Linked DNA regions of Homo sapiens: region 1 is linked to region 2. A link is an interaction called in ENCODE POLR2A ChIA-PET data of the cell type or tissue named here. Cell type or tissue: A673. All regions are shown on one strand. Each heading gives the region's core, and the rest is flanking DNA. Links, peaks and the distances in the headings are about the cores only.

Evidence for each region. ChIA-PET counts read pairs that join two places held together with the same protein. Peaks named below come from ENCODE experiments on the same cell type or tissue, not always from the same donor. Only the 100,000 strongest peaks of a DNase experiment are listed, where the experiment ranks them.
Region 1: POLR2A ChIA-PET joins it to region 2 with 5 read pairs; 1 of 35 experiments calls an interaction of 5 or more read pairs at or near these places.

Annotation. Positions count from the first base shown.
Region 1 is chr12:126,782,507-126,790,732 of GRCh38, forward strand. No RefSeq gene overlaps it. Among named protein-coding and RNA genes, the nearest start is that of LINC00944, 14 kb to the left of the region's middle. In A673, for the core only: a CTCF peak has its summit at 2,009 (motif pointing right); a DNase peak (open chromatin) is centred at 2,015.
Region 2 is chr12:126,425,847-126,434,072 of GRCh38, forward strand. All of the region lies in intron 2 of LINC02825 (long intergenic non-protein coding RNA 2825), which reads right to left. LINC02350 (long intergenic non-protein coding RNA 2350) reads left to right here and starts at 300. Exons shown (of 3, transcript NR_146291.1): 1 at 300-356; 2 at 1,354-1,421; 3 at 8,029-8,226. In A673, for the core only: no CTCF peak of the experiment used is centred there; DNase peaks (open chromatin) are centred at 5,285 and 7,155; H3K27ac peaks cover 983 bases.

The DNA of each region.
Region 1 (8,226 bases), core at 1,539-6,538, 360 kb after region 2:
ATCAGTCTACAAGTCGTGTCTGTGATAAGAAGTTTCCCATAATGAAATGTATACTTTCATATACTTTTTCCCATAATGGAAAGTGTTGCTTATAGGTGTTCACTGTGTATGCTCTCCATTCACCCCTTCCATAAGCACTGTACTCCCTTCTCAAATCTGGAAAAGATTAAAGGTTGAGACAAGTTGACTAATGGTTTTGCACATTATAGACAAGCTCGTTTCAGGCTAATGAAATTAAAACAAATTCAATAATGATACTTTCTGTGCAGAGCTCCTTGTAGTTTCTAATGTCCTTTCTCTTACTCTGTTTTCTATTGTGTTACCAAAGATTGTATGAGGTTATCACTGTTATCCCCAAATTCTAAAATGCAGGTGGTCAAATCATTAATCCATGCCATGTACTAGTTAGAAGGAGCATAACCACATTCCAAGATACACCCGAAAACTCAACGGATGGCAACACTCCATAACGTAGCACAAGGGCATGTGTGGTTCTTGCATGTTAGTATATATGTGTGTTCAGAAACAGGGAAGAGAGCTGTGCATTGTGACTCCAACACGAAATGTTGTGTAAGTCCCTCATTTAATAGAGCAGAGTCTATTTTCCACAAAACTATGAACTACATAGCTCACCCCGAAGGAGAAACCCATGAAGTAGGATTTAGTTACATTCTTCTGCAGTTTGTTGATAATTATTCTTGTTAGAATGCAGCAATGTGGAAATGCATTTCATGCTGTTTCATGCTGGGTTTTAAATTGCCTCTTTAACATGTTCGTGTTTGTGTCTTGAAGAACCACATTCACATCACAGGCCTAAGACCACTACCTTCAGAAAGCCTTGTGTGCAAGGTAAACCTTTGGCTATCATCTGGAAACTAGGATTTTAAGAGGGTTCCCTAACTGATATGAGGGGTTTTCTGTGCCTAAATGTCTGCACAGTGTTGTTTATGCTGAAAACCTGCTTTCCTTCTGGGAGTCTGGAATTTTGGTACATTCGAGGCAGATAATGTGACCAGAATCCGATGCAACCAGTGAGCTCATTCTGAGTCTCTAAGGGGCTTCCCTGGGCAGAACCATTACATGCATATTTCAGCACTTTTGTTTCTAGGAAACAACGTTTCTATGTGACCCTCTTGGGAGAAGGAGCATAGGAAGCCTTCACGTGGTTGCCTACAGACTGCATCTTGTTTCCTTACGATCTCACTGTGCGTCCTTCCTGCATCTCTGTAATATTTCTTAGCTGGGAGAACCTCTCTATATTGGGTCTCATGCATGCTTCCAGTGAATCTCTGAACATAGGGGTAGTCTTAGGGGCCCCTGACATTGTTCTACAGAGCAATTGGCTCATTCCACGAGATGGTGCTGGTTGACTTACGACTTGACAGCAGCAGTGGCTTCATTTGGGCTCAGGAAGTTACCTGGCAGGTGACGAACCTGGGGAGTGAGCTGGTTTTCTAGCATTTTCATCAGGCAGACGACCTGCGGGCACTGTCCTTTTTAAAATGGTAAGAGGTGTTTGCTTTAAAAAGCAGATGTTACAATATTTTTTCTTTCATTTTCACAACAATTTTTTTTCATTTTTTACTATTAAAAAGAACATTACATTTTTATACTTTGCCCTTTCCCATGTGCCTAATGCAAGTTGTTTAAACAGGAAAAATACACTTCGGTAATGCTCAATTTACTGATTGCATCGTGAGAGCTCCCTGGAAACTATTAAGTTCTTCTATTTAAATCCTTCTTTCTTTGTAGGGGTTACTGAACTGGTTCCCCTAGACCCCTTGTTTTCTATGTCCTCAATTTGCCTGTACATCAAGACTGAATTCTCTAGTTAGTAAAGATGGGTTCATCGGAATATATCGTGGCATATGGCAGATGCAGCAACTTCCTAAACCTAGCAAACTGCTTCTGGGCAATCAGCTTGTCTCTGAGAATCTCCTGACCTCTTGAGGACTGGAAATGCTGCAAATGCAAATACAGTTAAATAGCTTCATTGGGCACCCACCAGCAGAGGGCGAAAGGGCCCCAGAGTCCATATAACCACGTGTGTTTCTGCTTCATGGGCCTGAAAATGACCAGATTTCTTCCCTTGAGCTTGGCTGAAGCTTCATTCACGACCAGGCTTAGGAGCTACATCTGAGAACAGAGTGATGGATCAGGCCCCAGCATCTAAAATGTAGGTGCTGGTCAGTCACAGGAATGATAAACCCATGGGATGTCTCGCGCTTAAATTCCTTTCGTCACACCTAGAAAATGTTCAGATTTCCTCTGTCTTGGTTTGTCTTCCAAAGCTGAAACGAAAGAATGGGGTACAAACCTAAATTACCCTAATGGGATCATTAAGAGTATGTGTTACTCATTCATAGGATGTTAATGGTAACTTCCCCCAATTCAAATCAATCTGGAAATACAAATATGACTTTCTTTGGAAATAGCTTCTTTGCTAATGTAATTAGTTCAGGGTCTTGAGATGAAATTATCCTGGCTTTAGGGTGATTCCTAAATTCAATGACTGGCACCCTAATAAGAAGAGGAGAGAACATATAGAGACATACAGAAAAGGCCAGGTGTGGTGGCTCATGCTTGTAATCCCAGCACTTTGGGAGGCTGAGGCGGGCGGATCACCTGAGGTCAGGAGTTCTAGACCAGCCTGACCAAAATGGAGAAACGATGTCTCTACTAAAAATACAAAATTAGCTGGGCGTGATAGCACATGCCTGTAATCCCAGCTACTTGGGAGGCTGAGGTAGGAGAATCTCTTGAACCCGGGAGGCGGAGGTTGTGGTGAGCCAAGACTGCACCATTGCACTACAGCCTGGGCAACAAGAGCGAAACTCTGTCAAAAAAAAAAAAAAAAAGACACACAGAAAAAAGAAGTCCAAGTGACAATGGAGGCAGAGATGGGAGTGACGATTCTAGGAGCCGGGAAACACCTGGAGCCCCAGCAGCTGGACAAGGCAAGGGAGGACCTTTCCTTAGAGGTTTCAGAGGGGGCCCCAAGGGTGGAGTCACAAAAGTGAGATTTACTTAGATTTCTATTTTCCCTTTAATTTGCTCAATTGGGATAATATTTTCTTGCCTGTGGATGAAAATAGGCAGATCCATGACTTTTTATGACAAAACACAGCCTCAATTTAAAAATGATTCACTAATCCCAATTCTGAGCTACAATCAAAGGACAGCATTCTTCTCTTCTCCCAGCTGAAACTCTTTTGGTAGAAGTAGGCACGGTAAGTCTTTCTTTTTGCCCCTCATCATTGGCCTCAAAGTTTTCTCTCCTGGCTTGGAGACTGAGGGTTCTGAGTTTGCAGAGCAGACACAGAGGAAGGGGAAGAGATGTTGGGAGGGACAGGAAAGATGAGGTCACAAACACAGGTGTCAGCTGGCATCTGTGTGCTCCCTGGCCTGGGAGGCACTGGGTGGGGTACTGTCTTTTTTATTTTTATTTTATTTTATTTTATTTTATTTTATTTTATTTTATTTTATTTATTTATTTATTTATTTAGACAGAGTTTCACTCTTTGTTGCCCAGGCTAGATTGCAGTGGTGCGATCTCAGCTCACTGAAACCTCCGCCTCCCAGGTTCAAGCGATTCTCCTGTCTCAGCTTCCTGAGTGGCTGGAATTACAGGCACCTGCCACTACGTCCAGCTGATTTTTGTATTTTTAGAAGAGATGGGGTTTCACTATGTTGGCCAGGCTGGTCTCAAACTCCTGACCTCAGTGATCTGCCTGCCTCAGCCTCCCAAAGTGCTGGGATTACAGGCGTGAGCCACCGAGCCTGGCATTTTTTTTTTTATTATTTTTTAAGGGATGCTTTCATGGGTTCCTTGGCAAACCTCAATTCCCCTTCCATGACTGATGATCTTCCACTCATGTGGCCCCAAAACTGTGTGACCACATCGTCTTCCCTGTTTAGCTGCTGGGCACCCCAAAGTCTACTTCCAATATCGTCTCTGTTTGAGGTCACCTTTCTGGGAATTTTTTCACGTGACATCAGCCAGGCTCCACTGACTTATTGTTTGATGTTCTAGCCTCTCCATGTGCAGCAGCAACTATCATCTCTCAGCTCTCAGAGGAGCTGAACTCCTCACCCGTCAGATCCCCCCAGAGTGAGTCAGGCCCTGGTTCAGTGTGTCTCCCACTGCAGGGAACACATATTGGGGTTTCCAGGTAGTCCTCCTGAAATTCTTTTTTCCTGAGCTGAGGAGAGAGAAGACACACTTCCCTTTCCCTCCACCCTGGGGCCTGGAATGCACAGGGCACCTGGAATTCTCTGTAGTCCATCCCCTTCCCAAGCTTTCCTATTAATTTCTAACTCATATCATTTTGTACCCTCAACCAGAGTAGGGGCTCTCCTTGTGGTCCAGCACATCGTTTGGACTTTAGCAGGTGTTGTATATTGGTCCCTTGGCCACAAATGCAGTTTTGTCCTCTGTTTACACAGGTAAAATTGCCAGGAGAATGTCCAGTATATGGGGGACAGAGTTAGAGGGAGCTATTATTCAGTTAGCGTTGAGTATCTGGGGACTTGACCCAGGAGAAACTCCTTGTGGAAGAGACCTCTGTCACAAACACTCAACCCTCCTGTGATAGTCATGATATGTTTTTGCAATGCTATCCCATGATCTAATTCACAGAGGTGGGCTCTCATTCAGAGTTCTTAGTGTTCTGGGGGCTTATTGGTTTGTGATTCCTAAGAATTGAGTTGCATGGAGGAGGAGGAGCACAGAGGAGGAAAGGGGAAGTTCCTGCAATCCTCAGGAGATGGAGCGGCCCAGGCACTGTGTTCCAGGATGGGAGGACACAGCGGCATTTGCAGTGAGGTCAGGATGCCAATCAGTGTGATCATCTGTGTGTCTACCTGTTGTAGCCAGCATTTTGCACAGTCAGGAGCACTTCTGGCCCTCACTCCTGAATTTCCTTAAATGGCATGTGACTAGCCGAGCTCTGGGAGCAGGGGCTGGCAGGCGTAAGGACTGAGCCTGCCCTGGGGGAGCTCCTGGCTGGTTTTGCGCCCAAATGAAGTCCTCATTGGCCACCTTACATCCGTGCCCCCACATCTCCCCCTTTCTCGTGGTGATGTCAAGTCTCTTGGGTGGAGGGAGGACGACGCATCACTGTGTGTTTTCAGAGTCTCCCTGTTGGGTTAATTGGTCCTACAAAGGTGTCACGCTACAGCATTGAAGTGCAGAAAGATTCATTACAGTGCCTGGAGGTTGCTAGATTGGGTGGTGGCCTGTGCTATTGCTGACCTCTTGGTTCACTATGAGAATTGCCTCTGGAATGATGCCAAAAGACTAAGGCTGCTTATTAAACTTCAGAATAGCCAGGCTTGGTAAGATTTTTGAAACATCATTTGTGTTGGTTGTCTCCAAATTCCATAAACATGCTGAAGAATAGTCTTTGAAGGTAGTTCCTGCTCCCTGTTTTAGAGGAAGATCGAAATGGTCTCTTTAAGTGGCTCCTACATACATTTTCATTATGGAGCAAGACTTGGAGAGATCCCTGAAAATTAATTCTAGTCTAGTTCTAAATAAAGTAATGGCTTAAAATGCTTGCCCACCAAATGAAAACTAAGGAAAACAATACCCAAGGCAACAGTAACAACACTAGCTGATTATTGTATTAAGTTCTAACGTCTAACCAGGAGAAAAAAAAACACTTTTGCATTTAGAGCATTTTTTTTTTAAGACGGAATCTCGCTGTGTCACTCATTGCAACCTCCACCTCCCAGGTTCAAACTATTCTCCTGCCTCAGCCTCCTGAGTAGCTGGGATTACAGTCACACACACCTGGCTAATTTTTTTAAAATACATTTTTGGTAGAGGCAAGGTTTCACTGTGTTGGCCAGGCTGATCTCAAACTCTTGACCTCAAATGATCTGCCCGTCTTGGCCGATTCATTTTTAAATGCAGGAAAGTAGCTGCATGGGATCAAACACCTCAGAGGCCAAACAAGGAGCAGGGAGACACCCCAGGATTTAGCTGCTGTCACCCCAACCAAAAAGAAGGAAGCGGGTAATTGGCTCCTTCCAGTATGACACGGGTGTGACGTAGACACGTCACCCTCATCCGTTTATGAAAAGCATGGATAGAGCATATGAGGGAGGGACCAGGACAAAACATTTTGAGTGTGGCTTGGAATTTGCGAGTAAGTTAGTAAATGGCTCATTTTCTTTGTCCTTTTTTCCTACAGGATTCCTTCTTGCTGGTGGGTGGGGGCAGGGGCAGAACTAAACTCCTCTACACAGGGGTCAGCTCCACGTGATACAATCTGGTTTTATTCAATGTATTGGCATATCATTTCCAAGCCTACCAACTTGATGTGGGGCTTGGGGCTGCTGGGCTATTGGATGAGTGCTATCATTTTATGATTGAATCTCCTGTTATTGCAAGGGAGGCTTTTTGTCTTCTAAGCTGATTAGGATAGCCCAGAAAGAGCACTAGGCCACTTCCATCTCACGAAAGCCCCACGCCTCTCCCCACGTACCTCGTTCCCACATCCGATCCCTGACACTGACCCTGTTGGTTCCCATTATGGCCTCTATCCACACAGCCTCTCTCCAGTGCAAAACTTTAGTGAAGAATCTTTTCTTCTGAGAACGATGGAGATGGTGTGATGATGGCCCCTGAAGTTAGTCACAGCTTTGCACAAGCTTGATTTAATACTAGACATTGCTGAAAATGTGAAAGGAGGTGTGTTAGTGTTATTTTCCTGGTGTAAAAAGAAGTCACAAATTTGGTATTCTAAAACAACGCATATTTATTATCTTCTGGCTTTGGTGGTTGTAAGTCTGACATACTACTGGCCAGGTGTGGTAGCTCAGGCCTGTAATCTCAGCACTTTGAGAGACTGAGACAGGCGGATCACTTGAGGTCAGGAGTTCGAGACCAGCCTGGCCAACATGGTAAAACCTTGTCTTTACTAAAAATACAAAAAAATTAGCCAGGCATGGTGGTGTGCGCCTATAATCCCAGCTACTTGGGAAGCTGAGGCAGGAGAATTGCTTGAGCCCGGGAGACAGAGGTTGCAGTGAGCCGGTACTGTGCCATTGCACTCCAGCCTAGGCAATAAGAGCAAAATTTGGTCTCAAAAAAAAAAAAAAGAAGTCTGACACACTTATTAAAACAAAAAACATTACTTTCTGTGAGCTATTCTTTGTGTACAATGAGATGTTTTTGAAGCATTTTTCTTATCGGTGTAAATAGCACTCACATTTTTTTAACCACTGAGATGTTTTTGAGGCATTTTTCTTATCGGTGTAAATAGCACTCACATTTTTTTAACCACTGCGTAGTATTTTATATTCACATGTATCAACTAATATTTGAATTTCTTTAGTTGATGGTCATTTAGGTTGTTTCCATCCTGAATTCATCCATTGTTTGCTGCTACAGTACAGTCTTGTTAAGCTCTATCTGGTAGGAATGGGACATTTGCCAATCGGTGACACTTAGAAGTACACGGCTTACAAAGATTCTAAGGCAGAGTCTGGGTTCAATGGGAAGAAGCTCTAGGATTGATAAGCTATGTGGATCTCTGCTACAGGGAAAAGCGAATGGTGCTATTGACAACAAGCACCTGCTCTGCATCCTGTTTCTGCATTGTGTGGTGGGATGGGATCAGTGCAGCCCCCCGCCATTCTCCCTGTGGCCAGTGAGGCTGACATTTAGAATCATGACTCCAAAGGTTGTCTGACCTGCAGCCCGTGGTCAGCAGCCTCAACAAATCTTTACCTAGTACTGTGACTGTATTCCATTTATTAAGACAATAAGTAGGTTCTTATGAATTAAAAATTACTTGAAAAAAAGCTGAATAGCAGTAATAATTAGAGAAATGCAAATCAAAACCACAATGGGACACTATACACACAAGTCAGAATGGCTATTACTAAAGTCAAAAAAATAACACATGCTGGTGAGGTTGTGGAGAAAAGGAATGTTCATACACTGTTGGTGGGAGTGTAAATTAGTTAAACCGTTATGGAGAGCAGTGTGGTGATTCCTCAAAGAACTAAAAACGGAACTACCGTTTGACCCAGCAATCCTACTGCTAGATATATACCCAAGGGAATATAAGTCATTCTACCATAAAGATGCATGCACCTGTATGTTAATTGCAGCACTATTCACAATAGCAAAGAGGTGGAATCAACCTAAATGCCCATCAATGGTAGACTGGATAAAGAAAATGTGGTATATATACATGATGGAATATGGTACAG
Region 2 (8,226 bases), core at 2,224-7,223:
GCACAGTTCAGCACAGCACTGGTTCAGCATGGGCCAATTCCTTGCCCTGACATTGTAGGACATTGTGAAGCCTCCACCTGGGTCACAATGACCCTCGGTACCTGTTAATGTATGCACCTTCATCATGAACCCGGAGTATTAAACAACAAATGAGGCTTCCTGCAGTCACTAAGGATCACGATTCTAAATAAATCTGAGAAGCTCAGCAATAGAGGTCGCCCCCTCCCCCGGGCGGAGTCCTTGATATCTGAAACAAGGCTTCACATCATCTGGCATTAAACTATGGGGCTGCTTGAAGGCAGAATTTGTCTTATTCTGATGTAGGATGACCAAAACATCTGGAGAAACAAATTGGGGTGAGCCCTCTCCAAGCGTGTTAATAAAATACTAGTTGTCAGCATAAGACAGACAACAAGGCAAGGTCAGTAAGGCCTGGGGCTTAATTGATTTGTCTTCCAGGAAATTAAGGGAGTGAGCACAGGGACTCACACCCAGATATCAGGTGGAACAGTCATTAAAAGCCTATTAGAGGAACCGATCCAGTCAAAAGACCTAAAATAAGCAAAGAAAGAGGATATTTCTTCACCACAAGCTCTATCTCAATCTGCTTCTTCATACAAACATCCTTTTTGTTTTACTGTGCCCAAAATAATTAATATACTAGGACAACTTGAAGTGCAAAAACTCCTGTGTCTGAAGTGAGAGGCTACTGTACAGATAAGGGAAAGTCAAGTTCTCAAACTCTAGATTCTAGAACCTAGAAGACTGAAAGGGATTTCTTCTCTAGGCACAAGGTTTATTCTAGGTGAGATGTTAGAATCCATATGATTGCCGAGTGTGGTGGCTCATACCTGTAATCCCAGCACTTTGGGAGGCCAAGGCAGGAGGATTGCTTGAGCCCAGGAGTTCAAGACCAGCCTGAGCAACATGGCAAGACCCTGTCTCTACAAAAAAAAAAAAAACATTAAAAAATAGCCTGGCAGGGTGGTGCATGCCTGTGATTCCATCTACTCAGGAGGCTGAGGCGGGAGGATTATTTGAGCCCAAGAGGTAATGGTTGCAGTGAGCCATAATCACATGATTGCACTCAGCCTGGGCAATAGGGCAAGATCCTGTCTCAAAAAAAAAAAAAAATTAGAATGTGTTTTATAATGTCTCAATATCTGGAAATGTGTGGCAGAGATAGAAACATACATATATCAGTGAGATTTTTATTTCTCAGATTCACCCACAGCTAAACTGGGGGTCATGTGACTCACTCTGGGAAAGCAAGTGATGCCTATCACTTCTGGAATGAGGTATTTAAAAGCTGATGTACTTTTTTATCTCTCTCTCTTTTCCCTTGCTACAAAGACCCAGAAGCCACTTGCTCCACATCTGCAGTTACAAGGCAGAACAAATTTGCCAGAACCAAGCTACAGGTACTACTATGAATTTAGTGTGTATTGGTAGTTGGTGATAAACCCCCTGACTAATCCAAAATATGTCTTTCCAATTCGTTCTCAAAAGCCCAAACCAGTAATATAGAAATGGCTGTTTTTCCAGGCAACAAAATCCAGAAATAGAGTTCCTCTGTTTCAGCCCGAGGCTACTGTATAGGAGGCAGAAATGTTTGTTATTAGATTCTAAAATAGTAACAATACATCCACGGTGGCACAATTCCCAAATCTGATGGAAGGTCGGAGCTCTCTGGGCTTATAGTGATGAATTAAGTTCACATGAGCTAAGCAGATTCAATAAATCATAAGAAGATTCTATTGACTATACTGTGAATAAAGCTTGAGCCAGAAGCCTGACATTATATACAACTTAAACTAAGAATAATAGTTCCTTCTCTGGTCATTTACCCGATAGGTAGAATAAAATATCAGAGCTGAAGGAGCTTTCAAAAATGATCCTAATGAATCCCCTTGGTTTAGTCCCAAGATTTATTATGTTCCATGGGCTTTGATGGACACGGAGATAAAGGATACATGACACCCAACACCTTTCCGCACGCTTATAGTTTACATAAAAAATATTCAGAAACTAAAAATTGACAGACGCATACATTAGGTTTATATAAAGGGTACTATGCAGACTTAGAAAGGGGGTACCTAGCTCAGCTTGGAGTTCAGATAAAGCTTCCAGAAACAATGAGAACCAAGTTAGATTATGAAGAATGTCAGGCAGAAAATATAGAGATTTTCCAAAAAGAGGAAATCTGTGAGCAAAGGAGTAAAACTATGAAACAGCATGGCACAGAAACCTCAGATGCATGCATGGCCCTTTCTGTGTTTCACAGGTTGATCTCAATTCTTTCTACATCAAATTTAGTTGGATATTGCTTAAGTGTAAAATGGAGAAATGGTGGTGTACAAAGTTGGATAATATAGACCAGAAGGGAAATCTACTTAGTGAAGGTAGGTTATTAGTAAATGTTTTATTTGTTTGAAGGGCTTTAGAGGCATTAGTATGTGGTAATATAAGAATCCTAGTATAATTTTAAATAGGTTGTATTAAATTAGTAGGTTTAGGGGAAGACATCTTAGTAAGAAATGGTATGAAAATACAGGCAAGAAAATAAAGAAGCAATACTGGGGAGACTACATCCTTCTAAGGACAAAAATTACGGGATCCAAGTATGTTAGTTGAGTCTAACCTGGTGGGTGAAGATATCTCAGGATGAGTAGTTACGTCTACATCAGCCTTGCTTAAAAGATCCCCTCCTTGTGATAATGATATTATACATCAACACCAATGCACAGGAAATAAATGAAAGTGAGTGGTGCCATGATACCTGGTGTTGCAGGTTCCACTTTGGAAGAGGGTCTGAATTAAAGTTTGGGAAGGGTTTTTTCTAAAGATAGAGAGTGAATTCCTATAAGAAAGAGCCTGGGTAGTCAAGGCATGAGATGCACCGAGCCTGGGAGCCTGGGAGCCTGGGAGTGTTTGGACCTTGCCTTCAGAAATCACACGGGGATCCAGAGGTGTTAATTAAGTACAGGGAAGTCGAGGAGGCTGAATCATGAACTCTCACAGACAGAGTCCTGATGGAAGAATTTACCCAAAACTCTTAGATGACTTAGCAACAGCTCTTCAGTGACAGGCACCCCAAACCAGACATGTGTATGACGTCATCGGGCTCCACGCACTAATTTCAAAGTGAGGAAGGCTCAGTTGTTCCCTGGGGAAAGTAAGATTTTAATCTGATTTTTTATTTTCCTCATGCTTCCTTTTTATCCCTCTGACCTTGTTTTTTCTTATCACTGAAATGAGATATATTCACTTTGCACAAGTAGCAATGTTGTATGTAAGAGCATCTCTGATCATCTACAGATGGCCTGATTCTCAAATTGCAGGCTTTAATTTTTGAATAAAATGTCATGTGTTTCAAATCTTGGAACATTTTCAATAAAAAGAAAATCATTTTGAGAAATAGTTTGTGCATATGGTTAAATATTAAATCTGTGTTAAGATGGGATTTTAGATGTTTTCAAATATGGTGTGGAATGGCAATCCTTCAATAATATCCTAAATATATAAAGAACTCTTAGAAATAAAAAAGAAACAAACAAAACAAAATTTAAAATGTGAGTAGGTATTTCTTCTTTACCAAAGAAGAAATAGAACTGAAAAATAAACCTCAACATTTTCAATAACAAAACACATTACAGGTACATTTATACTCATAATATTTTAAATTAGATATATAATTTTACACACAGAATATTAATAATCCAAGCTTGAAAAGTACATTGGATATTAGTACAAACTGCTGGGGTGCATTAGTCTTTTCTCATGTCACTAATAAAGACATACACGAGACTGAGTAATTTATAAAGGAAAGAGGTTTAATTGACTCACAGTTCCACATAGCTGGGGAAGATTCACAATCATGGTGCAAGGCAAAGGAGGAGCAAAGGCATGTCCTACATGGCAGCAGGCAAGAGAATCTGTGTAGGGGAACTGCCATGTATGAAACCATCAGATCTCATGAGACTTATTCACTATTACAGGAATAGCATGGGAAAAACCCACCCTCATTAATCAATTACCTTGCACTGGGTCCCTCCCATGACACATGGGGATTATGGGAGATACAATTCAAGATGAGATTTGGGTGGGGACACAGCCAAACCATAACATGGGGAGATTGTATATTAGTGAAACTTTTCCTAAGGCACTTTTGCAATATGTTTCAAAAACTTGAACAATATATAACCTTTAATCTAGCTGTCTTATATTTGCGATATTAACCCTAAGATTTTATTCACATATTTTGGTTCTTTTTACATTGCTTAAAATAAAAATTGGGAACAAACTAAATGTCTAAAATTCATGAATGAGTCAAATTTGAGTTAAATGCATACAAGGTTGCAAACTGGAAGCTAGGAGGACAATACAGCCTAGAGGTATTTTTTCTGTGGCCAACTCAGTGATTTTTTTTAAAAGTTCATTTACTTGCCAATATTTATAAATATGCTTTTAAAATAAATCCTGGAATGTTGGTTTGCCTCAAAACACCAGAACATCCATAAACACTGCATCTTAACATGACAGAAATTGGCCACGGTAAAATATGAACTGCTTTCCTTAGACTGTGTAAGCATTTTCCTGTTTATTCCAGTACCCATCACTCTATTGATATACACTTAATCATTACTTCAATCATTTCCATCACCTGTCTGGATATTGAAGTATTTAAGTTCATGGTTCCTGGTGTATATAAAACATAGCTCATTTATATAATGTAATATTAGCCAGCCACTAAAAAGAAGGTACTGCTGAAAAATACTAATAGAAAAAGATATGCATGATATTAAAAAACAAACATGTTATCAACTATTGTTTACAACAGAATTATTTTCTTGACTCCAAAATGCAAAGAGTAAAAGACTAGAAGATTTGAATCCAAATCGTAACAGAGGCTGTCTCTGACTGTTAGAACAGCTGGCAGTTTTTATTTTCTTCCTTCTCCTTATCTGTGATTTCCAAATGTTCCACAATGTGCACCTTTGCCTTCATCTCATTTTCCTCCTCGTCTCCTGCCTCTACGCACTCACCCCAGGGCCTTGGCTGCTCCCTGGAGTGCTCTGCTACAGGTCTCTGTCTTGACCTTTCTTGGCTCCAGTGACATCCTATGTCTGACTCCATGGAAGCTGATAGTAAGAGCAAAGCCTTGTTGGCAGTGTCCAGTTCTGCTCCTCCATCTTGGAGCTCAGCTCTCTGAGTCTCCATTACTTAATGTTAGCTTGAGCATTGTGAAACCTTAATAACAGGCTGCAAGACTCAGAGATCTGAAACGTGTAACAAGATTATCTGTTGGGAAATAATTGTAACAGGACATGGAAGGGAGAGAAAGCGAGACTCAGAGAGAGAGAAAAAGATATTGCTCTTACCATCTTCATTGTATCCATGACTGGCATACAATTTTGATTGATAAAAATCTTTCTGCAGGGAATTTCTCCCTGGCCTGCTGAGAGGAGAAAACACATCTGTCCTAGGTGTGTAAATAATTGCATCCTTTGCTTCTCTACAGAGTCAGCAATGTGGCATTTCATTTCTAATTATGGGCACTGAGGTCAGTCCTCCCTGAGTTTCTAAAACACCACCTCAGTGGGCTCCCAATGCTGGGATTAAAGCCCTGAAAAAAAAAAATAATTCTCACATTTTCCCTTCTTGTTTGGGCTTATATTCTGATGACCTTAAAAAATACAGGATGCTTTTACTAATCCTAATCTACATATGACTGTGAAAATGCACAGTTATCTTAGAGCAGCAAGGGAAAAAAAGAAAATATTAAAGTGAAGAAACGTTCCTCCCTCGCAGGGAAAACTTTTTAAAATACCTCAGTGTCATGTTTTTTAACCATAAGCAAAGATTCTATTTTAATTAAAACCACCACCATTTCTCCTTCCTCAAAAGTACTTCTACGAGAAGCAACGGCCTCTTTTCCGCTCTAGCCTGCTGGAAGTGAACTCACGATTCTGCAAAGGTCTTTTCTCTACCTTGGTTTTTTCAGCAGACATCCCTGTTGCTATGTGTCTGAAGAGATGCCACAGCTGCTGATATGCTAATTCCTGCTTACTTCCAAATAGGCCTGGGTTTGTTTTGTACTTCATCAGCTGTCTACAAAGACGTTTGAGAAATAACTCCAGGTCTTTACAAAGAGAACACAGTAGTGTCTTACTGTGGGCTTTTGAAGCATCAGCACAGAGAAGAGCTCTGTAGAGAGCAGATGTTGCCCGCAGCCTTTGGGACTCCATTCCTTGGCTCAACAAAGATGGGTTACTTTTGCAATTAGAAAAAGACAAAAGAGGCAAACGATTAATACATGTATGCTCTTTAGCCTAGGAGGCAAAAAAATCATCATTTGATGATTTTTATCCCATTGTTCTCACTTATGAAAAATAAGAGATACTAAGCCCACACACACAGACAGACACTCAAAAATGCACGGCTTCTTTTGAAATACTGGAATACAGGCAATACTGAGTTCACATATCCCATGGGCACATGTACGGGAGCTGAGTAACAGGCATCCTTTCGGCGGCATGAATGTTCAAGTTCACCAGTGTCCCCTACTTAGAGGTCCATGTTGCTGCACTGTGTACTTTCACTCATGTGTGTTATCTACTGAGTGATTGTAGACACTTGTGGTGTTGATTTTTTTTTTTTTTTTTAGAAAGGATATCCCGCTGTCACCCAAGCTGGAGTGCAGTGGTGCAATCACAGCTCACTGTAGCCTCGACCTCCCAGGCTCAAGCTGATCCCCCTCAGCCTCCTGAGTAGCTGCGACCACAGGTGCATGCCACCCCACCTGGATAATATTTTAATGATTTTAGTAGAGACAGGGTCTCCCTGTGTTACTCAGGCTGATCTTGAGCTCCTGGACTCGGGCAATCCTCCTCCCTGGCCTCTGTAGACATTTGAACGTGTGATCCTGATAAATTTTTGAACATGTTTTGTTAATTTAATTAGAATAGAAAGTTAAGAAATTTGCAAGGCACAATAACTCTGGAACTAAAGACGCCAAGCTGATACTCTATCCCTGATGATTGCCAGAAACTACCTTCTTAGTAATCACACCATGATGCTATTTGCTCTTTTACTCTTTCTCCCATGAGTGTGCAGTGGAGTTTCTCAGAGGCTACAAGATACTGCAACAGAATGAACACACACACAGCTGTTTCCTATTAAGTTGTACAAAGAAGAGATTAGTAAACATGCAAAATACTTCCATTCTCCTCCCTCACTTTTTTGGAATAAGTTATTTCTATAAAAATAGGCTGTTTATATTACCATGTAATGTATTTAGTATTTTTAAAAACAGGCATCAAAGGCATTTCTGTTTTAATTTCTAATATAATAAATATTGATGGATAGGACCCTCAATAAATAAAAGTCCTTTAGAGTTATTAATAATATGTAACAGTATAAAGGGGTCCTGGGGCTAAAATAATTGACATTTACTGATTTAGGGCCATATGAGAAGTGTAACTACTTTCTTTCAGTGCCTTTCTCTGAACTTAAGATTTTCTGAACATTCCAAGCTATTTGCGATTTGCGCATGTGCTAATGGTTTCTTATTTATTACACAAGCATTTTATTTTTTATTTTTAAGTTCAGGGTACAAGTGCAGGTTTGTTCCATAGGTAAACTTGTGTCATGGGTGTCTGTTGTACAGATTATTTTATTGCCCAGGTATTAAGCCTAGTACCCATTAGTTATTTTTCCTGATCCCCTCCCTCTGCCAACCCTTCACCCTCTGAAAGGCACAAACATTTTAATAAGCAGGTTCTTACTGAGACAAATATGTATGTATGCATGTATGTGCATATGTGTATATATGTATATGTGCATATGTATATGTGTACACACACACACACACCTTTCTTTGCAATTCTGCAAACTTAGTTCTGGATTCATGAAGCCTGTTACTTTCTCTTTATGTTGCTCTTATTCAGTTCATCCTCCTCCCTGAAATTACAGATGTTAGAGATGGAAAGTAATGAATACAGTTCACCGTAGTCTTTTATTTTACAGATGGGGAAACTGAGGCCTGGAGTAACCAGTCATATTGCTTCCATGCTGGGAACTCTCCAATGACATATCGCACAATACAGAGCCAACCTCAAGTTCCCCACCATAGACCACAAGGACTTGCAAGTTCTAACCTTGCCCAATCTCCCTTATACGCCCTCAGTCCATGTGCCTCTGTGATGATGGATTGGGTCCTTCTTG